Regions from separate parts of the Mus musculus genome. Here all the other regions are linked to region 3. Evidence: chromatin loops called from intact Hi-C (ENCODE). Cell type or tissue: left cerebral cortex. All regions are shown on one strand. Region 1 has its middle 32 kb from the start of Gm42203. Region 2 has its middle 51 kb from the start of Gm42203. Region 3 holds the start of Gm24780 (a small nucleolar RNA gene).

Region 1 (8,000 bases), 260 kb before region 3:
ATCATATCATCTGCAAAAAGTGATATTTTTACTTCCTCTTTTCCAATTTGTATCCCCTTGATCTCCTTTTGTTGTCGAATTGCTCTGGCTAATACTTCAAGTACTATGTTGAAAAGGTAGGGAGAAAGTGGGCAGCCTTGTCTAGTCCCTGATTTTAGTGGGATTGCTTCCAGCTTCTCTCCATTTACTTTGATGTTGGCTACTGGTTTGCTGTAGATTGCTTTTATCATGTTTAGGTATGGGCCTTGAATTCCTGATCTTTCCAACACTTTTATCATGAGTGGGTGTTGGATGATGTCAAATGCTTTTTCTGCATCTAACGAGATGATCATGTGGTTTTTGTCTTTGAGTTTGTTTATATAATGGATTACATTGATGGATTTTCGTATATTAAACCATCCCTGCATCCCTGGAATAAAACCTACTTGATCAGGATGGATGATTGCTTTAATGTGTTTTTGGATTCGGTTAGCGAGAATTTTATTGAGGATTTTTGCATCGATATTCATAAGAGAAATTGGTCTGAAGTTCTCTATCTTTGTTGGATCTTTCTGTGGTTTAGGTATCAGAGTAATAGTGGCTTCATAAAATGAGTTGGGTAGAGTACCTTCTACTTCTATTTTGTGAAATAGTTTGTGCAGAACTGGAATTAGATCTTCTTTGAAGGTCTGATAGAACTGTGCACTAAGTGCCATTCTTATCAAGGAAATCTGCCTGTTTCAGAGGGAAGACAAGAGAAGACTTGTTTTGCTCCTCCTGTCCTTCGCATGCTCTCTTTTTTCCACATACTCACATATCTCTGCCACTTAGAGCTGAATACAGAGTTCTTTTTTTTCCCTCCTGGCATCCTCTCAATGTAATACTCATTTCATGTTGGTCATCCTGCCAGACTAATAAAACATTGGATTATGCCATCAAATATAAAACAAACATATATTTGTCTGTTTAACAGATTTTATTATTCTATGTTAACAACTTCCTTGAAGACATATTTATCTTTTGAAGTGTTTTATTAGTGTATACTAATTATCCACATAATGGGTTTCATTGTGACTTTTCACAGAAGACATAATGCATTTGGATCACATTTACTCTCCCTTGCTGCCCTCCTCCTCCTCATCTCTTTCTTCCTTCTTTCATGTCTCCTCTTTCACGACCCTATGATTTTAATTAGTGCCACTTACAGAAACACAGACAAGGTATTATTTACAAGAGCATTGGCAATTCCCATCCCTGCATCATCAATGAAAGTGTCTCTCTTTTCCCCATTACAATTTGAAAAACTATGCATATTTTGCCTAAGCAATCATCATTATTATTTGTCTTATTTATATTTTTAGAGGCCTAGAAATTACATGGAGTTTACGTATGGTAAAAATATAGTTTCATAAGTCACCAGCTCTTACTCTGAGTGCAAAGCACACAGAATAACAAAGTGTCAAGTCTCTGGGAGAGACAACATTTAGTGTTCCTCCTTGTAAATAGCCTATTTGGTTTCATTGACTTAAGACCAGCTAGTTCTAAACTGAATGGTGAACTGGAAAAGTGCTAACCATTGTCTTAGATATTTTAAAAATAAAGCCCATATGAAACTGAACTCTTAGAGCACTTAATCTTGAATTCTGTATCTGTTGTCTCCTTTGACCTTGTCTTGTCCCTAGCTAAAATATCCGAGTTTTATTATGGCCCTATTAATGGTTGAGTCACATGAATGCTCTGAAAACCTTATTTACAACTGAGTAAATATTTGTGAACTAGATTAAATATGTAGTTTTGTGCTAGAAAATAAATCACACAAATCACATACAGGGAAATATTTCATTAGCTGACACCAGGATTACTCTTGTAAAAAGAATTATCTTGCTTAGAAACCCAACCTGATAAAATACTTTATCGTAGGAGGATGCTTGAGAGAAAGTATTCCAAATAATGAGACAAGGTTCGGGTAAGCAATTGGAGGAGGGCTGAAAAGTTATTTTATTTGAGTGAGATAGAGAGGTTCCCAAACCAGTATGACAGGAGGCTTGCAGACTCAGGAGGGAGTAATAAAATTTGACATAACAACAGCCAAATACTTAATACTATGCCTACTGATATCTCAGCTGGAATTGTTTGTGTTTCTGTAAGCCCCCAGAGGGGACATGGCTTACTGAGGTTAGTGTATGGCCCAAAACTATGAACCTTAAGGGGGATTTTAAGAAATATTAATAATGGAAATGAGGAAGAGCATACTATTTTGTTGATTTAGAGCAGAAAGAAAAGAATGAACATAGAAAATGAGACATAAAAAACAGTGATTTGGGGCTAGGGAGATGGACCAGTGCTTTTATTTATTTTGAATTTATTTAGTTATTTGACAGTTTCATGTTTCTTACAATATTTTTTTTTACCATATTCACCCCCTAATTTTTCCCATATTCATCTAACTTCATATCATTAAAAAAAGTCCTTCAAGACCAATTTTTGCTACTCCAAATAGTCTTGGGTGTGTGGACGTTCACTGGAATATAGTAAATTACCAGGCCCTCCCTGAGAGGTCTCTGTAAAGAGCTTTATAAAGTTGTAAAAGCAAGACATTGGGTTTGCCCTACAGAAGGCTTAACAGCTTTTTAGAGAGAAGAACTCTTCTATTGTATTAAAAGATAAAAAATGTATGGTCAGATACGTAGTTTACATGGAGGCGGTGATGTAGGTTAAAAGATCTCCAAAGCCTCAGAGTTGATCTTTAATCCAGATCTTGAGGTGGGAAGATGCACCTTTAATCTGGGCCACGCCTCTGCTAGAAGCCTATGGAAGAATGATGCTTTTCCTGTCTGCCTGCCCTTTCCTGACTCAGGAGCAAGGCCATCTATTCACTGGCATTAGAGACGACTTCTTTGGGATTCCAGTGTCTACTGAAGACCAGCTGAAACTACCAGCCGCATGCCTGAGCAACTTCTTGAACTTTCTGTTCATAGCCAGATGTACTGACTGGTTTTATGTGTCAAATTGACACAGCTGGAGTTATCACAGAGAAAGGAGCTTCACTTGAGGAAATGCCTCCATGAGATCCAGCTTTAAGGCATTTTCTTAATTAGTGATCAAGAGGGAAAGGCCCCTTGTGGGTAGGACCATCTCTGGACTGGTTGTCTTGGTTCTATAAGAGAGCAAGCTGAGCAAGCTAGCAAAGCATGCCAGTAAAGAACATCCCTCCATGGCCTCTGCATCAGCTCCTGCTTCCTATCCTGCTTGAGTTCCAGTCCTGACTTCCTTGGTGATGAACAGCAGTATGAAAGTGTAAGCCGAATAAACCCTTTCCTCCCCAACTTGCTTCTTAGTCATGATGTTTGTGCAGGAATAGAAACCCTGACTAAGACACCAGACATTGTTGGATTAATTGGACTACAACTTGTAAGTCATTCTAATAAATCCTTCTCCTACATATATACAGAGAGATTCATTCTATAAGTGCTGCTACTCTAGAACGCCCTGACTAATACAACTGCAAAAGAGATAAACCATATTGACCCATCACAAATCAAGGATTGTTTATGCATAAAGTGCATAAAAGCACCAGAGAAAGTCTGTATAAACTATCTCTGTACATGTTTAATAGAAAATGCAAGTAATGTATTTTAAAGTTCTAGAAATTCATTAAGGAAGGAAAAATAATGAGTTGAGTCTGGGGTTCCTGGGAATTCTGTTATTTGTTAAGTTACTATCTCTAGCAACTTTAATAAGGTCTTAGTTTTCATGTTCTGTAGAGGATGCATATATATCTCTGCTTTTAATGCAGAAACTGTGACCATCTGTATTTATTCCTTTTTACTTAATAAGATCCAGCTCTATTTCAGACTCTTGCTATCTTTTCTCTGAACTCTGGAAATAACCTCTAATTACTATCACTACCTTCTGTGCTTTGGCTCTGTAATGATTAACTTCTCCACTTCTCCCAAGAAACTAATATTGTTAAAACAAAACATGGGCTGTGTCATCATCAGAAATGAATTTGTTCATAGTTCTCAGTCACAATTTGATCTAAGCTTAGACAGTTTGCCTTGGTCTTCAAAACTTCAGAATCCATTTTTTTCCTATGGCTTAACTGTTGAGTCTCAGTGCACATCTTCCTTGGGTACACTCTCCATCTCCATGGCACCCTTCCATTATTTTTAGCTATACAAGCCTCATCATTCTGCAAAGTCTGATTTTGAAATGGGCTTTCACCTCAACTCTCCTGTGCTCTAGCTCTTTCCCAATCTAGCTAAGAAGTGTCATTCTTATTGTGAATGTCTAAACTTCCTCTCTAAACCTCTGTGGCAGCTCTATCTTCTGTCTTACACAACAAATATTGTACACTTGTTTAAACCACTTATACATCTTAAAGTCTCTACTGAGAAAGACCATACCATGCCATCTTTCTACCTTCCTAGCACCTTGCTAATGGTTGCCACATTAAACTCTGCTGCTTGGAAGGTGTATTTAATTCAACTCTGACTTGTCCAAAGAATTGTGATTGCCACACATCTTATTGGAAAAAGTTGAAGGATTTGAATACTTTCTTTGAGTTCCTTACACCTAAGCATTTGTATTTTTTAAGGTCATATTTTAGTGTAAATCTTTTACCTCGAGTTGATAAAACTGGACAGTGAATGGGAACAGTGACAGAAAAGGAAATGTACAAACTGTGCTTGTGAATATGTCGCGTTCAGGAGAAGGAAGTATCTGCTCCAGAAATATCTACCAGTTGAGACCCAAGAAGTCAAATATACCTAATCCTGCAGATCACACTCTTCCAACAGGAGGTGCTGAAAGGAAAGGAGCAGCCTGCCATCTGCTCGCCACCATCTGCTTCAGAAGACCTACTCCTCAGTCAGTGCCACTGGGGTTTCTGTTGCTTTAAAAAAATGATCATCATCATCAAGGACCCCAAATAAAAACATATGATAACATCGTCTCATAGATGTCTCAGATTGTGGTAGCTACTGGGTTTTACTAAGATATTTTCCCATTGAATTACATTCTTCAAGATATGTGCAATGTAGGGAAAAGGACATCGTCTGTGAGCCAGTAGCTTTCAGCCTGAACTCTACTTTTAATTTATGTGGGCATTTGCTTCTATCTCCCACCTTAAAATGCATCCTATGTAAAATAGGAATATATTTGCTTCCTGGAATGTGAACCAAAGTGTAAGCTCTGTGTAGGCAGGATCCTCCATTTCTTTCTGTTCAATGCTGCAATTTAAGAGTATAATCAGGGTATGGCATGGCATGGGGAAAATGTGACAAAACACTGATCAAAGCAGTGTTGAAAAGAGGAGGAATATCTATCTATCTATCTATCTATCTATCTATCTATCTATCTATCTATAGCTTTAAGTAGTTTCTGTGTTATCTATTGTGTTCTTGTACATTAGGTAGAATTAAATCATTAAATTTAAATAATTTTAGTTTTGTCTTAAGCAATAAGACTTTTGAAGTACCCTTATTCAAGCAATATATTTTAACACATGTTAAAAAAATTGTACATTTAGCTGTGATCTAAAATATTTGTATGTCCAGTTTGAGCATACTAATTAATAGTAAATTAAGTGGCAATGCTATCCTAGTGTCCCATTGAGGATATTAAATTAACAAAGCAACTTTGGTGTCATTTGACCAAGAGTGAGGCCATTTTTGAATTCTCTACTCCACTTCCCTGTGTCTTCCATCCTTCTCTCTGTCTTGAATGAGTCTGAATCTGTGCCTGCCTGAATCTGTTCCTGCTTCTGTGCATGTCACATTTGTGTGTGTGTGTCCAACAAAGGGCTTTGTTCTCTCTTGTGTTGAGCAACACAAAAAGTATCACATAGAAGGGAATGAGAGATGCTTTACAGAAATATGTGACAGTTTTACAAGTGATTAAATCACTGACTTCAACCAAACCCAAATGAATCAGATAAAAAACAATATTATAAACAATATCTTCATGTTACAGTCAACATTCAGAGTAGATACTCATTTTATAATTGCTTTTAGCCTGTTTTCAGCAAATGATTATCGTAACACACATGCATTACTCTTGGGTCAGAGGCATGAAAGGATACATACGTTTACAGCTTTGCATTTGCTTAAGTTATAAGAGTTGATACATGGGAAATTTAACACATGTAAGGTTGGTTATTATATTATTGTCACAAAGGTAAGTTAAACAGTCCAAGTACACAGCAGAATAGCAGTGTTATGTCTTATGTAACCTCAAGGGATATTATCGACTCTGGCTGTGAGATCCAGCAAAAGTTCCCGTGTCTTAGACTGTGAGACAGTTCCATCCTAATGCATGGCCATATTTTTGTCTGTCTCATTTCCCTGGAGAAATGGGGCCTGGAAACTTCTGTGTAGAATTGTCACTGTATGGTCATTCTTTGTGAAACAAAGAAGTGAAGATGTTTCCAGTAGTCAATTCACAAGCTTTTGTACAGAAGAATCTAGATAATGTAGATTATCGAAGAATCAGGAAACCAACTTGCATTTTCTTCTTCTTGTCTCAGGGGAGATGGAGAGAAAGATTTCATGTTATCATAGGGAACACAGTGAAGGTGGAAGCAGTTCACAGTGCTGTTGTGGGGGATATACACTCCATACCTTGAACTTGGATTGCAATAATAGACATGCATTTTTAAGTAATACTGCTTAGCCCCTGAACCTCCATTCCAGTTACTGTTGGAGAATGCAATCACATCACTAAGAAGTCAGCATAGATCCTGGTGAAATGTGTCTTGTCCTTTCTCCTTCTATCTTTCTCTCTTAATGGAATTTATGTTTAGATCAAGGCAGGATGGATGACGGTGGGGTGGGTGCTACTTTCCTGGCTCAAGCTTGCACTGCCTTCGAAATTCTTCGCAGGCAGCTTTTATCCTTTCTGCCTTCCCAGCTCGCTCCGTTCTCCTCTATCTGCTGTCTAGGAGTATACCAGACCCTGATGTGTGCAGCTGCCTGTAAAAGTAACTTATTTCTTCAGATGAAGTGATGAGATGAGAGCTGCCCAAGCTGTCCAAATATACAGCTTAGGCTGAGCCCAGAACATTTATTCCTCTGTTCTAACTATCTCTAGGCCTAGGCCTGAAAGCTTCTAGTCTCCATCCAGTCTGATCCTCCAAAATGACTGATTTAAACTGGCTTCTCACAGCTTCGGCTTGACCTCAAACTAACTTTGGGAATCTGTTCTTATCTTCTGGCTTTAATTCTCTGGCTGTTCTGTCTTCACCTGTGTCCAACTTGTTTTTACCGCAACCTGTGTCTAATACTCTCCTGGTAAAACTGCCTCCTCTTCTTCCTCTTCCTCCTCCTCCCATTTCTCTTTCTCCTCCTCTTCCCCTCTCTCCAGCCCCCCTCTCCCTACACCATTTCTTATGTTGTCTCTCTTTCCTATCTGTTCTCATGAGAGATTTGTTCATTCCATCAAATCTTTCTCTGGTTTGTCACTTTGTCTACCTTTCAATTAGATGTCATTTCACACACAGCTGCTTCCTTCTATAAACTTCTTTCCATTGTTTAGGATCCAAGGCGAGTGTCTGTATACCAGCCAGAGGAATTACTCCAGCTAGAGTGATTAAAGGTATGTGGCACTTCAGCATTCTAGCCAGATCATAAAGACCTAGAAGGTCTCTGGATGTGATACCTTTCCAGGGCTGCCATGTTGCTGGATTATAATTATTCTACAGCAGCCACCATGTTAATTGACAGTGACATCTCAGCAAAGCCACACAGTTCAGTCCAGTTGACTGGCTCTCCCCAGACTTCTGGCATTAGTCATGCCAGGGGGTGGAGTGCTCTTTGTGGCAGACCTTATCTGTGGGATGTCTTCAGAGTTTTTATGATGTCTACCTTGACTTTGGTGGCTCTCTCTCTCTTTCTTGTATTCTTCCCTGGTAAATCAGAGATCTTTTGCTTTGTGATTCCCCAGGCTTGTTTAGAATTTCTGTTTTATTCTCACCCACATGACCTGAGCCTTATGTCTGTACTCAGAGATGCTCACAATCATTC
Region 2 (8,000 bases), 350 kb before region 3:
GCGTGAACATGGGGGCCTTAATAATGGCCCAGTAAAGTAAAATATAGTAACTGGGAATATTCTGCCTCTACATTTCGCAAACTGGGGAGACTTTTAAACAATAAATGAGGGAGTCTCTCGTAGCCTGTCTTGTGAGAGAAGACAATAGGGCATGGGAGCAGATGGATCAGCCAAAGTGCCATGGAAACAGACTGAGTCACATTAACTATTTATCCTTCCTTGACATAAAGGTTTCATAATCAGTCATTATCAGAAAAGTTCCCTTGGACTGGCTCATATGGGCCATTATGGTTGCTTGGCTACCTAACTGAGTTCCTTATGAGTATCAGGGACTGGAGGATGAGAAAGGATGAACATTATTGAGAGAACTGGAAATTAAGGAAACAATATTTGATTTACCTATCCAGTTGGAACTTATCCTTCAGAGAGTTAAGGAAGAGGTTTTCCCACAGGGGTTATAGGGATTGGGATAGAATTTGGTGGTTTTACTGGGCTTCATGGTTGGACATAGTCCTTGAAGGGTAGATAGGGGCTCTGAGTGATCTAATTGATTTCAGTTACAATGTAAGTAAAATATGTAATAAAGCATTCAGGAAGGGATGGAAAAAAAGGCAAAGCAGATTATGGGGCAGATTTAGGTCACTAAGTAGCAAATGTGGCAAGATTTTAGTGGGGCTGAATTTCCTAGGAAAAATTGACAGCAAGACAAATTCAGTGTCTTTAAGCCTCTGGAAAATTTCAAAGCCAGAGAACTAATTTATTAGTAGGGCAGAAAGAATAGATAATAGGGAGATGAGAAAGATTACACTTCTCTCAAATTTGGGCAATTATTTCCCCAGAGTATTCTGTATACATTACTTTCTGGGGTTTGAGACTTCTTATCCAGCCCAGGACTTCTTCAGCAGCCAGGTATAGCTGATGCTAGAATGTATGAGAGCACAGGGCTTTGCTCCCCTTTGGTCTTGGGCTAAACTGATGAGTACAAGCTGGCTACGTTGAGATGTGAAGTGGCTCTACAGCAGTGTTTCAAGTATGAAAATCCATCCACACTGCTGGAACCAACATAGTTCATTTGCTGCACTCGTCTTTATTCATACTTCCTTTTAAGTTTTTTCATAGTCATTCAAGACCAATTGTTACTTGCTTTGTATGAATGGCCATGGACCTTCAAAGACCCTGCTCAACTCTATAAAAAGGTTTCTTATACAAAGAATGCTTGAGTGATATGGAAAAGATACTCCTAGAAGCCAAGTGTTTATTGGATGAAAGATCTCGGCCCCAAAGAGGCTACATCTAAAGGTTATGCTGGTCAGGGGCTATTGCCACTGCTGTTGGTTGAATTTGATAGACCTACTACTGAAGTCAGAGCATACTCTGGTTGTTGGGCATGGAAAAACTAAGCTTGAATACTTCTGGAAGTACTCTTTCCTTTGTCTGCTTTCATAATGCCTAAAAATATTATGTCAATTGCTAAGGTGAGAACGTTTGTCAATGGTTCTTTGCACTATTGACTCTGCATATGTCAACCTGCAAGGCAAAATATGCTCTTTGGTACAATGATAGTGTGATTGGTATTTATGAAACCATTTTTTAAAAACTGGGCTAAAAGCCTGCTTCATAAAATAGAACCCATGTTTGATACCATGAACTAGGGAAAGCTTGTGATCCAGGACTTAATAAAGCCCAGAAGAATGACTGCCGATATTATTTGATTAAATGATGTCATATGGTATTAAATCTCCTTCCAAAGATAGTGCTTCACACTCATATGTCAGGTTATTGCTTCTGTCAGTTCTGGGCAGGGAAACTCATTTTTGCATTGAGCAGCAGTTACCATGGAGGATTCATAACCAGTCAAAATAAGTGATTGTTGCTGTGGAATGGTGGTCCAATGCTCAGTTATAAATGGAAGAAAATAATTAAATACATCTCTCACCTCCTCCAAGGCTCAGAGAACATCTTAAAACAGGATCGAAAAAATGAAAGAGACTAAAGAATGGGTGAAACCTTGTGTAGTTTTTCCCCTCAGCATTGAATTGGTCATTGTTAGTTGTCTTTGTTTACTTGGCTGGGCTTAGCATCATCTAGGAGACAAAATTCTCTATTTGTTTGTGAGGATGTTTTAAGAGAGGTTCAACTGAAAAGAAATGACCCATCCTAAATGTAAGTGTCATCATCTATGGGGTCGCAGCTGAATAAATAGGGAAGGAGACGACAGGTAGGTGAGCACCAATGCTCATCCTTTTTGCCTCTTGAGTAGGGACAGTGTGACAGTGGCCTCACATTCCTGCTGCTGTTACTTCATGAGCTAAAATAAATCCTGTGTCTTAAACTTGCATTTTTTTTTTTGTATTTGTTCATACCAATAGAAAGGTAACTAATACAGGAATAATTCCTCCTGGAGTACAGAGGAAATTTTCTTTTTTTTTCCTTTTTTTTAATTGGATATTTTCTTTATTTACATTTCAAATGTTATCCCCTTTCCTCGTTTTCCCTCTGAAAATCCCCTATCCCCTTCCCCCTCTCCCTGCTTCCCAACCCACCCACTCCCATTCCTGGTCCTGGCATTCTCCTATACTGGGGCTTAGAACCAGAAGAAATTTTCTAAAACTAGAAAGTTCACAAAATCCTCAAGAAAGTTATAAGATTCACCAGATCTCTTTCATGAGGTTTCATAATCAATTAACAATCACTAGAGTGAAGAAGACTCTTTGGTGGCACTGCTTGCAAGCTGTGCAAGAAACCCCAGCTGCCTTTGAGTTAGCCATGCTCTTGTAAGTAACCTTAAAAAATTGGTTCACTAAGCTAATCCCATTTCTTTGATTCGTTGTTATACCCTGTCTTTTTTATTAGCACTTCCCCAGAAAAAGTAATATAGTATAAAATTACAGTCTTACAATTATGAAGAATGTAACAAGTCTATGAATAATTTAAGGGATACAAACATCTATGTATCTATGTATCTATGTATCTATCTATCTATCTACTAAAAAGCTAAAGAGCTCAGAGATTAATACAAATTGTAATACCAGATTTAAGTAATACTTAGTAAATTATCTGGTAGCTCACCAGTAAGCAGCTCACAGGCATTCAAGAATGAGTATATAGTATCTTAGGTTATAAACTAATTCTTAACAATCAAATAAGGGACTCATGATTTTGAACCAGGCCTTTGCAGCTCTGGGTAGGGCAGGGGAATTTTTGGGATGCTTCTGCAGCAAAATAAAGGCAATTCCAAATCGAGATAAGATTTAAACCAAGGCCTTATCTCAGTTATCTGAATTTCCTCAGTGTCCTTCCTCTCAACGAAGAGGCAAGATGAAGACAGACATAAAACTTAGGAGGCCTAATCTTAGACTCAATTGTTCTGAGTCCTATTGCCTTCACACTATGCTTCCAGTACACTGGTAACCTGCTGTATTATTTATTCTAGTACTCTGATAACAGGCCAAATAGTGGGTGAATATTGGGAATTTTTGAGGTCCTGTACTTTCTCTGAAAGCTGATGTCTGAAGGGGTCTCTAGTCTTTTCTGACTAGAAAGGCCTGTCTTTCTCTTTCATTGGCTTTCCTCTTAGTGCCTCTGACTTGTTGCATCAGTTTCTGCTCTGAGCTTCAATTGAAATGTGAAATTGAGATTTAAAGCCTTCTAGACCACAGAAAAAAGCCAGTGACTGGATTTTCTTGTTTAGTGTCTCAGCAAGTGTGCTTCTCATTCTGTCCTTTGAGGAGCCCTTTTCCGATTGTGATTCTTCTAAACTGAGATTGCTATTATGCTAATGAAACTAAGCCTAAGAATCTATGCCAAAAATTTCAGCTCTTTCCATTGGAAACTTGCTTTTGAATAGGCCCATTTCTTCCCCTTTAAATATCTAACTTTCAGACTCGCCTTGCTCTGTTTTATCAGACAATGCTGGGCTTTGGTTATATTTCAAAAATTTAGCTAATCACTAGTTAAAGTGCCTGTGATTGTTTAGTCAAGAGCAGAGAGCAACAAATACGGATACTCAGCCTGCTTTCTCCTTTGTGTAAGATCTAGGGCCTCAGCCCAAAACTGTTTCTAAGTGGGGGTCTTCCCACCTCAGTCTAACCTAATCACTATCGTCCCTTACAGGCGTGGCCAGAAGTTAAACAGTCTCTCATGGGTCTGCATGAAGCCTTGTCTTTCACATAACTCTGGATTCTGTCAAGCTAACAATTACCTAAGCATCACAGAAGCTTAAAGTTTCTTTGTCAGTAAAATAATATAGAAATGCTTCACTTACTGATTGTGGTAGAACAAAAATAAAGCAACCAAATAAATAACATAAAAAACCCCACCCAGCCTATAAGGAATAGGGCCAAAATACTGAACTCAGGTCTGCTAGATTGCAGTCAATGCGGTTTCAATTATGTCTATTATGCAACAGTGTCTGAAGTCATCCCTTTGAGTTCCTGGTTAGTTTATACCTTATAAGGTCAGTTAGAATAACTCACTAATGCGCAAACCTGCAATCTTTGTAACTTTGTCATTTGTATTTTTTTTTATCCCCTCCACCCCCTGGTACTTAGAGAAGAATATCGCAGATGTCAGGAAGCAACAGGCATGTTCTGTAGCCAGAAATCAGCACCCACGTGAACATCAGTTGCCTAAATGTTTTCTTTCATATATCTTGATATTTCTCAGAAGCACACCATCTGTTCTTAGAATAGACAACCAGAAAATATCTGGTAGTTTTTCTTATCTCTTGTAATGAATTATGTTTGTTCTTATGCATATGTAATCAGCTTTTGAACCAGAATACAAAATCCCTACCACCTCATTCCTGCAAAGGAAGGAGAGGTGTGCTAACTAGTTTAAATATGAGGAAAGGACACAGAAGTCAGGAGCTTCTGATCAAGTGCCAAAAGATGTCACTATGTGTTCTTTTATACAGGAGCTAGAAAAACTGAATTAGAAGTAGACTATTGAATAGAAGAGATTGGGAATGGTATATGCATGTAGAGCAAAAAGGGGCAGCTGACTAGATGTGTACATGTTATATGTCTGTATGGAAATGCATACTGAACCTCATTAATATGTACAGTTAACATGAGTTAAATACTTGTACAAGTGCTGTGCTCAAGGCCATAGTCTCCTTTAAGATACAGGCTGAACCAATTGCCATGTAGATACATTTAGTTTTCATGGTGGAATGGATGAAAACAGGGATGAGGTTCATGTTGGGCGTGAATCATTTGTTCCTGTAAGTGACACTTGATTTCTGAAGTCTGAAAGATGAGTGGCCTCTCACTGAGGGGAGAGAAGCAGAAGGGTGAAATGCTCTAGAGGAGGATGTTCATTGTACCTGTCTCATCCTTTCTCCTTCCTTTGCTGTAAGTTCATGACAGTGCCAGGGATAATATGCAACATGCATGCATAGCATGGTTCTATAGATGTTAAAAGTACTGAAACATTTTTTACTTTGGTTGGTAACAGTTTCTACTTTATATAGAAAATAAATATGAAGTAATATATATATATATGTAATATATATATATATATATATATATATATATATATATATATGATATAATTTTAGTAGAAGGCTAGCAGAGAGGCCAATTTTAAATCTTTTGCAGAGAATTAAATACTCAGTCTTGGTTAACAAATACAAATAACCGTTGCTCTTAATACTGTCTTGAAAATTGCGAGCTAACTCTTATGGTTGAACTGACAAAGAAGATAAGTTAAAAACTTTAAGTTTTAGTTTGTTTGTACATATGGATGATAAGTCATAAATATCATAATGAACTATTTAATGAGAAGAAAGGGTTGTATCTACTATATTGCCTTCATAGCCATTCACTGGATAGCTATTATTTCCACCACTGTTCAATGAGGAATTGATGCCTTTAGAAAATGAGGATAGGGCTTGTAGCATCTTTCCCAAACTACTGCAAGAAATATGTGCTTGCTTTTCAGCTTCTGTATGTTAGGTCAGCATCTATTTGCTTTTCCACTAGTAAGAAGCTGAGTTTCTGGAAGCAGCAGTCTTTCCTTTCCATACATAATGTATGCATATCATCTAATTACTGCAGGTTTTAAAAATATGCATTGTCAATAATTATTCCAAAGTTTCTATCTGGGCTAACAAACTTCAGTTGTAGCTAGCAATTTATCATTGTAATGATGACTAGACAGTACCTGGAGGACAAAAGACTGATGTACAGGTTGCTTTTGTCATTCAAAAAGAAAAGAATTCTAGAATGCTTCCAAAATTGTTATGATCAAGAGAAGCAGGGGGCGGCTTTCATTCATCTTCTCCACATGATGTGGGGTTTTAATGCAGTCATTAGCACAGTGTATAATGCTAATGAATTAACTCTTAGCCAGCAAATACTTACAAGCTATATTTTGGCAACAAACATACAGAATACAAGTTCAAAGATCCCAGGAAGTTCTACTCAGAAATGCTAAATATATCCCTATGGAAGAAAAGTAGGTAATGAGACATGAAGAAACATGTGGAATCTTGATAGGAAAGGAAATCAGTGAAAATATCTCAGACCATCATTGGAAGGAAGGAGGAAGAGTTGAGTTCTGCCTCTAGTTAGAAAGCAAGGTGCTATTACGGGCAGGTTGCCTGAAAATAAATGAGAGGTGGGTTATAAGTCCATTCAGATTCTGACAGGGTCACCATGTAAATCTCCTCCACGGACCCTTTGAGTATCATAACATCAGAAAGTGATGGGGCACAGAGGAATTAATTCATTTGCTTAATATTTATTGAGCATTTTCCATTATAGCTGGCATGCCCAGGCACTGAAGATAAAGTAGTTAAGGAAGCACCATCATCTCTGACCTTAAGGTTATTATCAAATGAATTATTAATCCGATTTTGGATAATGGCAAGTGCTAAGAAGAAAAAAAGAGTTAGAGAGCTTGGGCACATGAACGAAAGGTTGAATTATTTTAGGGAAGGTAGTCAAAATTGCTTTTTGTGGAAGAGATATTTACTGAAACATGACTGATATGAATACATCAGCTATAGAAATGCCTTTGGGAGGAGAATTCCAGGCAAGGAAGAAGATCTGAGGCAGGCGAGCACAGACATCCTGGGCAAGATGGGGAAAAGAATACTAGAGAATTATTGGTGCTCCACAGTCAAAGATAGTCTAAGAAATTGGTCCAGATTGAATGCTATTGTTAGACACAATTTTCTACGTTATCTGAAGACATCTGATCATCATTACTAAATCACCCTGCTGGGAGTTTGTCACCAAGGGTCCAGTAGACACATGGTATTTTCAGTCTGTTATCTGGAGCCAGTCTGAATTAAAATATTGGGTTTGCCACTCATTGTATGTGTGACATTGATATGTTTAAACATCTATTTATCTTTAGTTATGTGAATGTGTGTGCACCTAGTTGTCTTTATGTGTACCACATGCATATAGTGCCTTTGGAGGCCAGAAGAGAGCCCCAGGTCCCCTGCATCTGGAGTTATGGGTGTTTGTGAACTGTCACATAGGTGCTGGGAGCAGAACTCTGGCTTTCTGCGAGAGCAGCCAATGCTCTTAACCAGTGAGTGGTGTTATAGGCCCTAAATTTGTAAATTTATACAGCTCTATGTACCTCAGTTTCTTCATCAGGAAAATGAGGGTTAGACATCGTTTACTCCATGTAGCCTCAGTGTTAAATTCTCCACAAGTTCATGTGTGGTTCTTGCGAAGACATTTTATAAGGTTATTGTTGCTATTATCACACAGTTTTCTGCCCACAAGCCATTCTTATGTTCTAGACTATTATTATCAACAATTGGAGTAGTCTGTGTAGAGCTTGAGAGCTTTCTTTTATGTATAGGGATCAGTTACATTATTTAATTTCAGCAGTTTCAACTTCTTTTTTAATTCTTTTTAGAAAAATGAATGTAGAATCTAGGTTACAAGAAGGTTAAGCGAGCTGACTGAAGTTCCAGCATTAATTAGCAGCTGAGCTGGGATGCCTACTTTTGCCAACTTTGTTCATTTTTATATCCC
Region 3 (8,000 bases):
TCAAGGAAATCTCAAGGTCAGAGTTATATGTTAGGAATTGGTAAAGAACAGAGGATTTGAAAAGACAGCACAAAGATTATTCAAGGGTATGAATCCTTAATATGATGGACTCCGATCTGGTCATCAGAACCTAGAGTAGCTGAGGGTAATCTGAGCTGCTCACATATTCATCTGTATAGTAAATTCCTTCACTAGACTTGAGATTATCAGGGAGATGCTGTACATGGTATGGTGACATGTAGAGGTCAGAGGACAACTTCTGGGAGCCAATAGCTTCTCCCTTCCACCTTATTGAGGTATTTTTCTTGAGTCTATGTTGCATATTCCAAGCTAGCTGTTCCCCTAGCTTCCAGCTGATTCTTCTGTACCCTGGAGTTGGTGTGTAAAGCTTCAAGCATCACAGCTGACCACATGAAGTGACCAGCACTCAACACTTAGTTGCCACTGTCAACAGAATAATGACCTGGTCCCCATAGCCTACCACAGGAATGCTAGGGGTAGAGATGGGGACCACTGCTATTGGTTTTTATCTGTGTTAGGGTTTGCAAGCATTATTAGTCTTATCTGCTGAGCCATTTCTTAGGCTCCAGCTAGTTTTAAACCAATCTCACATTACTGCCATCATCGGCATTTCTGCCCCTGGTTTGCTAAACTCTCTCAGCACAAGTCCTCATCAGGACCTCTTCAACCTTTTCCTTTCTAATACTTTCTCTTCTTATAAAGTAGACCTTGCTTTCCTGCAATTATTTCTGAACTTATTTCGTTCTTTGCACAGCCAGCTCCTAAGAAAGCCGTTTGCTGTTCAGTGCTTCTCATTTTCAAATTTACCTCTAGGTTGGGCTCTCTCAGAAGTAGACCAGCACAAGGATTCAAGGGCAAGGAGCTAATTTGAGTGACAGATCCAGAGAATACTTTAGGGTGGAAAGGGAGATAAGAAAAAGAAGAAAATCAATGCAAGGGCAGCCAATCATGCCGGTGACTCTCAAATAGGATCCACCTCTAAGCCCATGCTCATAAATGCACTAAGTGCTTCTGACCACATATCTATGTCAACTCAAACCCAGCAGCTACATCTATACTAAGCCCACCTCTCCCAATCCCTGCATATATGACATTGAGTTATTTAACAACATCTCTGAGTTCTAGATAACGCTTGCATAAGAACAAGAGCAGTGCCATAGGTTTAAGTTGGGGCTCTTTGTGTTAAGCAGCAAGCACTACAGGGGACACAGGAAGCAGCCAGCATTCAATCACTAGCTGCCATCGTTAAGGGAATAATGGCCTGGTCCACAAACCACCTCGTGACCGTGCATTTCCTGTGCACAAACAACCTTGTGACTGTGCATTCCCTGTCTTTGTTCAAGGCTCTGCCATCAACCCACTTGCATCAGAAATTTAAAAATCATCTCAGAATCTTTCTCGCTCTCAAACATCAGGCGCCACATTCTGCCAACTCTTTAACTCCCACGTTTTTTCTTAAATTTGTCATTTCCTCTTCATCCTTCTTCCTCTGCCTACTGCCAGCTCTCATAATTTCTGACTTAGAATTTCTTGGGGGGGTGTTCGCACGGTATGCAATACCAAGCATAGTGTCTGACAGAAACTAATAATGCAATAAACATCTGAGCGGTTTAACCAGCAGCAAAGCATCCCTGTCATCACAAATGACACCATGCTTCTCCTAAGTACCTAAGAGTCCTTGATTCCACATTTTTCTCTGAGGCACACATTACACATGACTAATCTCGGTGCCTCTTTCGGCACACTATCCTGTGCTGGAGTCCTAACCCTGGGACTCTCACATATCCTCCAGTTGTCCTTCTCTTACTGCTCAGTGTGAATTCTACACTTATATGATTATTGTTCTCTCTCTCTCTCTCTCTCTCTCTCTCTTTGTGTGTGTGTGTGTGTGTGTGTGTGTGTGTGTGTACACAACATGTTCAGAGGTCAGAAGACAACTGCAGAAGTCAGAGCTTTCCTTACAAGATCTGGGTCCCAGTGAATGATCAAACTCAGGTTGTCAGACTTACTCACTGAACTATTTCCCAGTCCCCTATCAGTTTCAGGTAAATTCTTAATAAATACCGTCCTCAATACTCTGAAGATTTTTGTTAATGTTTGTCACCTTAGCCTTTCCCACCTTTTCCTTTTCTTAATTTGCTTTGGCAAAAAAATGAGCTTTGCGCTGCAGCTGGAGCATGCCAAGGCTGTGGCTTGTTGCCAATTCTTTTCTTTTGTGGACCTGTTGTACGATCTTTGCTGTGATCATAAGAATAGATAACTATTCACCCAATAGAGAACACCAGCAGCAGACAAGCAATTCTCTCAGAATCTAGCTTGCTAACCTGTGAGTTTGTAGGCTTTACTCAAGGGAGTACTAGTGAAGAGTTTACTAACAGGAGCCTGGGTGTCTCAATGGCACAAAGCCCATCCCAGCCCTGGCATTCCCTGAGCCACCTTCAGACAGCTCCACTGCCGTCTTCTCTCTCTAGCTCCAGGATTTTGAAACATTCCAAGTTCCATATTTTTCATCAACTTTCTACTCTCATATACCTTCCTCCTCCCTCTTAGGAGGAAGAGACTGTATAAGGAGAACCCCTCTTCCCTGGGTCTTTCTGTAGATGTATCTTTCTCATCATTTGTGCAACAACTCACCACACTTATCTCACTAGTTGATTTATATTTTTACGTCTTATTGTCTGGTCCCACTCCTAGAGTATAAGCTACAAGACTCGTCTCATCAGTTACATAGAGCTGAAGGCAATGCCTAGCACATACTAAATTTCAATATACTTTTGTTGTTAAATCTTTCTTAATCCCTAACTCTGTTTAAAAATAGGCTCTTTAGGACAGTTTTAAAGGATAAACAACACAGATATTAACGAAGAGAACTTGAATGCATATAGGTAAGGAAGGAAAATTAATTTCCACACATGGGTAAGGCAAACTATTAAAATACTTTTGCCGTCAATTTTTAATTCAGTCCATCCATTATCATTATGATACGGAAGGAGGAAAGGTCTAAACGACTTCAATATAGACAATGGCTATGTGCTGCTGTGTGCTGAGCAAACACGCTTCAGCAACATGAGAGACCACCACTTTGATCAGAAAAGACCCACTTCTGTTAGCCAAATAACTTTTGGGTTGAATATGGTAATAATGAATGCTTTCTCTCCTGTGTTCCCCAGCACTGAATCTATGAAAATTTAACATTGTTCTAGCAGAATAGTCATGGAACGGCACATTCAAAGTGATGCCACTTTGGTAGCATGAGCTGAAGTAAGGGACTTGGAGGCATTTGGCACAGCACAGTGGGCAGGTGCTTATGGTGTCAGGGCCATAGGCTGCTCAGCAAACAGCAGGTGTCTCAGCCCTGTCTCTGCGGTGGCTCCATGCTGCTTAACCTGGAAATCCTCAGCCAGTTTCCAAGGCTCCTTTGATTTCCCCTGAGAGTCCCTGTACCAAAAACAGCTCTTATGGTAAGCTTGAGCTGAGGAACAAATCGAGCTGGGAACGCTCCCATGATTCCCATCCCCAGAGAAGCTGCTGCTTTTAATTATAGCACAGATTTCGATTTCCAGCATGCTATTTTGAAGAAAAAAAAACATGGGGGATGGGAATAAGGAAAAGAAACTACCAAGATATTTTTTGAAAGCAAAGTCATGAGTCGGGGCTGTGGTGATGGGCGCAAGAGCTGGGGCCAACCATGGCATATTAGTCAGGGTTCTCTAGAGTAACAATTTATAGAATGTATATATATATATATATATATATATATATATATAATGTGTGTGATATTAGAATATAAAAGATATTAGAATGACTTACAGGCTAAGGTCTAACTAATCCATCAGTGGCTGGATAGGAACAGATTGTTCAAGAATCTAGAAGTTACTCAGTCCATGAGTCTGTATGACTTTATATGCTGTAATCCCAAATAAGTAGATTCTAATTCTTGAAGTAATTGCCTTGCTAGCAAGATGAGGGCAAGCAGGCAAAGTGCAAAATCTCCCTTCTTCTATGTCATCATACAGACTTCCATCTGAAGGCTTGGCCCAGATTAGATCTAATTTAAAGATCTGGATTAAAGGCCTGTCTACCCATCTCAAAGATCCAGATTAGAAGTGGATCTTCCTACTTCAAATTAAGCAAAAAGTTCCTCACAGGTGTGCCCCCCTATTTTGGGGTTCTAGTTAATTCGGGATGTAGTCAAATTTACAACCAAAATTAGGCATCACAGTGGCAAGAGAATTTAGAATCACAAAACCCTACTTGAGTTCTAATTAGGTCAACCCTGATAAGAGCTGTAGGAAGTCTCCAGACAAAGATCTCACGTCTCTATAGCTAAGACAAACTTCTTTTAAAAGTCCAGATACTTGCCAATCATAATAATACAGAGCCAGAGAAACAGTCTCTCTAATGCCTCTGAACTGATTTAGAGGTTGAGAAAAACAGATGTTTGTAGTGTGAAATATTCTCAAATGATATTGATGGATAGTGCCTATCTTCTCTTTCAGACTTCATGTTAAAAGTACAAAGCAGTGTCTACAGTGGCAGGAATCTCCTTCTGATGTCACCAGTGTTCCTCTCTTCTTTCAGGACACTCAGGTTGGCCCTATCCCCAGCCCCCAGCATAGTTCAATGGGACTAAACTTTAGTCAAGAGAATGAGAGGAAAGGCTGTGTCTGACCTTTTAAGGTGGACCCACAAACCCGCTGAGGATAGTGATCATTGTAGTTCTCCCTTCCAGACAGATACAAGTAAAACCAGTGACATTGAAATCAGCCGCTGGAATACAGGATGGAAGAAATAAGGGTGTTTGAGTCCTTTGGTGAAAAACCATGCTTTCAGGGTTGCACTGCATGAGAAACAAACTTCCTTTGTCTAGTCGCTGGCGAGGGGACTTCGCTCTCATTTCTGTTAGCCTTGTCTTTACAAATTCAACAGGTTCCACTTCCTGCTCAGAAATGAAAGAGTCCAGAGAGTCTTGTTTCTCTCCTGCTTTTCATTAAAAATTGCTGAGAATTTTTAAAAGGATTTTTAATCTCATTTTATACACTTTCACTCTGAATGCAACTTTCCAACTGTAATTCCCAATTGGGAAAATTTTGTTTCCAGTGGGTGTTACATAACTGCACAAAGGGCTGAGAGCTTTCTGATGGGAACTTTTCTGTGTGTGTGTGTGTGTGTGTGTGTGTGTGTGTGTGTGTGTGTTTCCCTGCACTGATAACTTTTTAGGTTAGTTAGCAATGAAATTTAAAACTGTGGGCATATATTATAAGGGAAATAAAGATAAGATAATTCATTATGCTAATTTCAAGTTTCCAATCATCAGCTCCAAATGGTCTGCCTAATTAAAACACCTCTCTGAGAAGTGGCTCCCAAGCGGTCCAGACACCAGTTTTACATTATCAGCCCTTTACATTGTGAAAATGTTCATTGGAACCTTCTCAGTGCTGTGTGAAATTATAGATTTTCTAGAGATGCAGTCATTTCTCAGTATAAGACTCCTTTATTCCCAAATCCTATAAATTTCATTTCAATGTGTGTGCCTGGTTCCAGACCAAGGTTTTCTTATAAGGAGTTAATCAATCATAGTTCTAAAACTGTACCATGCAGACAAGAAAACAAACTGTTCTCAGGTTTACAAATTGAAGGTTATGGAAATAAATCCTAAGGTGTTGACTCATGCATGCAGCTCTGTGACTCTATCAGCACTCAATTTGTGTATGTAAATATTCACTAACCCCTGGAGGTTTATAAGTGAATGAGAATTCTTGTAGAGAAAGGCAGACATAGTCCTCTCAGTGAAAGTTGGAAAAAAAAAACTCCTAATTGTGGTAAACTGCTTTCTTTGGAACAGAGATAACAGATTGAGTCTTGGTCAAGACACATGACAGCTTTGTTGTCAGATTGCTTTCCTTTGGGATTAGTCTAACTACCCAATACTCTGAGTGTCTGATCTTTATTAAAAGTAATTGGATATTTCAGAGTATTTAACATTAAGCCAGCAGGTGAGTCCCAGATGCCTCTCTGGGTAAATCTTCATTCACCTCTAGTCTTTCCCCAAGCTCCTCCTTCCTTTGCCAGGTTTCCTTCCCTCTCATCCCATTTTACTGATCCCTCCATCCCACTACCCACATAACAAAGGACAGTGATTTAAAGTATCTCACAGTTGCTGATTATCTATGTTTACCTTACAGCCTCACCTTATGCCATTTGCCAACTCAAAGCTCTCCTGGAGAAGGAACACTGGGGTGCAGTTGGATGACTTTAAAACTTAGTCACTAACAAATAGTCTAGGTTAACTTGTCTTTGGACTTTTAAAATACCTGTAAAATGAATCTATGGCAAAAATAAGGTGTAAAAAGAGTCCCTCCTGGAAGCCTATCTGGAGTTGGGAAATGGGTGGGCCTGATCTAAACAAATTATATTAAAGTATGAAATACCAGAGAATCCATTTTTAAAATTCCTTAATTCAGTGTTGTTGATGCAAAAGACAGAGCTCTCAGCTGCTCAAAGGGAATAAGTAAGAGTTTATTCTAATTTCACACGTGAATGACCATGGCCCAGGAACACAGATTTTGGTACCCTGAAATTTCATGTTCCAGCATGGAATCAGTTTTGTGAAGTTTTTATAGGAACAGAACAAAGAAAGGTATAAGTCATGACTCGCTGAAGCACATAGGTGGGAACATCAGAGAGGTGATCACACCAACTTGAGAATCTCCCCTGCAGGAATTAGATTAGTTACCCAGTGACATTCCTAGTTTGGGGGGTCTGTGGGAGCTAGTTGCCTGCTAAGGTAATGGCGTCTAAAAGGATTTTATAAGTTAGTCACAGGATATTAATTTTGGCACAGAGATGGACAAGGGATGGATAAGGGACGGTTATTTGGTTACTCATGGGGCTAAAACTAGCCCAGATAAGGTAACTAGGCTCAGAACCTGCCACACTCTCACCCCTCTGTGTTACTGAAGTTCTAATCAGCCAGTTAGTGCGGCTTCAGACACACCTCTTTTTTCTTTCTTTTTCTTCAGAAGTTCTCCTTCACTGTCCTTGGCTTTACTGTCCTTGGTTGCTTTCTATTGCTGTGATAATTATCATTACCAAAGCAATTTTGGAGAGGAAATGGTTTACTTCATCTGATAGCTACTAGTCTATCATGAAGGAAAGTCAGGGCAGGAACTCCAGGCAGGAATCTGGCAGCAGGAGCTGAAGGCAGAAGTCATGGAGGAGCACTCTTACTGGCTTGCTCTCCACAGCTTATTCAGTTTCATATTATACAGTCCAAGACCACCTGCCCAGGAGTGGCACTGCCCACAGTGGGCTGGACCTTCTCATATCCATCAAGGACATCCCCCACAGACTTGCTCACAGGCCAACCTGATGGAGGCATCTTCTTCAGCGAGATTCCCTCTCCAGATGATTCTCCATATGTCATGGCGACAGAGAAGTAACTAGCCCAACAATGTTTTCCTTTTCTGAATAAACCCAACCTCTCTCCCTATTCCCTGCTCCCTCCCCCTCCAAAAAAAAAAAAAAAAAAAAACCCATACACATTAGAATCTCTGAAAATGCTCAAATTCAGTAAGTTTTAGTGCTTTGAAAGTGCTAGACACAAAGGAGAACAGATACAATCTCACAGCAGATCCAAGACTTCCTAAAAGCTGTGTCTGTCCCCCGACCCACAACCCCTCTACCTGTTGTTCTGGCAATGGGCAAAGAGACACCTTGTTGGTGGTGGTGTTTTTATATCAGTCAGGGGCAAATCAGATGGCAGTACTTTGTTCATCCTAGCTTGATGCCTGGCTTGATGGTCAAAGCTGTTTTATGCCTAGGACTCATAAAAATCAAATCAAACCCAGGCAGCACAGCATGGGAGGAGGAAGACAGAAATCTGTGTTCCACCATGTGACTCAGGTATAGGTTGGGAAAGATGCCCACAGTGCCCCTCGACCCACTGCACAGGCAGGCCATAGACACCTGCCTGCCAA

What was found. Peaks named below come from ENCODE experiments on the same cell type or tissue, not always from the same donor. Only the 100,000 strongest peaks of a DNase experiment are listed, where the experiment ranks them.
Region 1: it touches region 3 in a loop (3-fold over the local background); 2 of 42 quality-filtered maps call a loop at or near these places.
Region 2: a loop joins it to region 3, with 4 times the contacts of the local background. A loop is called at or near these places in 2 of 42 quality-filtered maps.

Annotation. Positions count from the first base shown.
Region 1 is chr3:33,655,582-33,663,581 of GRCm38, reverse strand. No RefSeq gene overlaps it. Among named protein-coding and RNA genes, the nearest start is that of Gm42203, 32 kb to the left of the region's middle. In left cerebral cortex, a CTCF peak has its summit at 4,777; DNase peaks (open chromatin) are centred at 4,774 and 5,131; H3K27ac peaks cover 1,324 bases.
Region 2 is chr3:33,738,916-33,746,915 of GRCm38, reverse strand. No RefSeq gene overlaps it. Among named protein-coding and RNA genes, the nearest start is that of Gm42203, 51 kb to the right of the region's middle. In left cerebral cortex, no CTCF peak of the experiment used is centred here; DNase peaks (open chromatin) are centred at 4,053 and 4,584; H3K27ac peaks cover 1,732 bases.
Region 3 is chr3:33,392,910-33,400,909 of GRCm38, reverse strand. Gm24780 (a small nucleolar RNA gene) reads left to right here and starts at 7,711; the gene lies at 7,711-7,853. In left cerebral cortex, no CTCF peak of the experiment used is centred here; DNase peaks (open chromatin) are centred at 1,462, 2,378, 3,481 and 7,362; H3K27ac peaks cover 4,992 bases.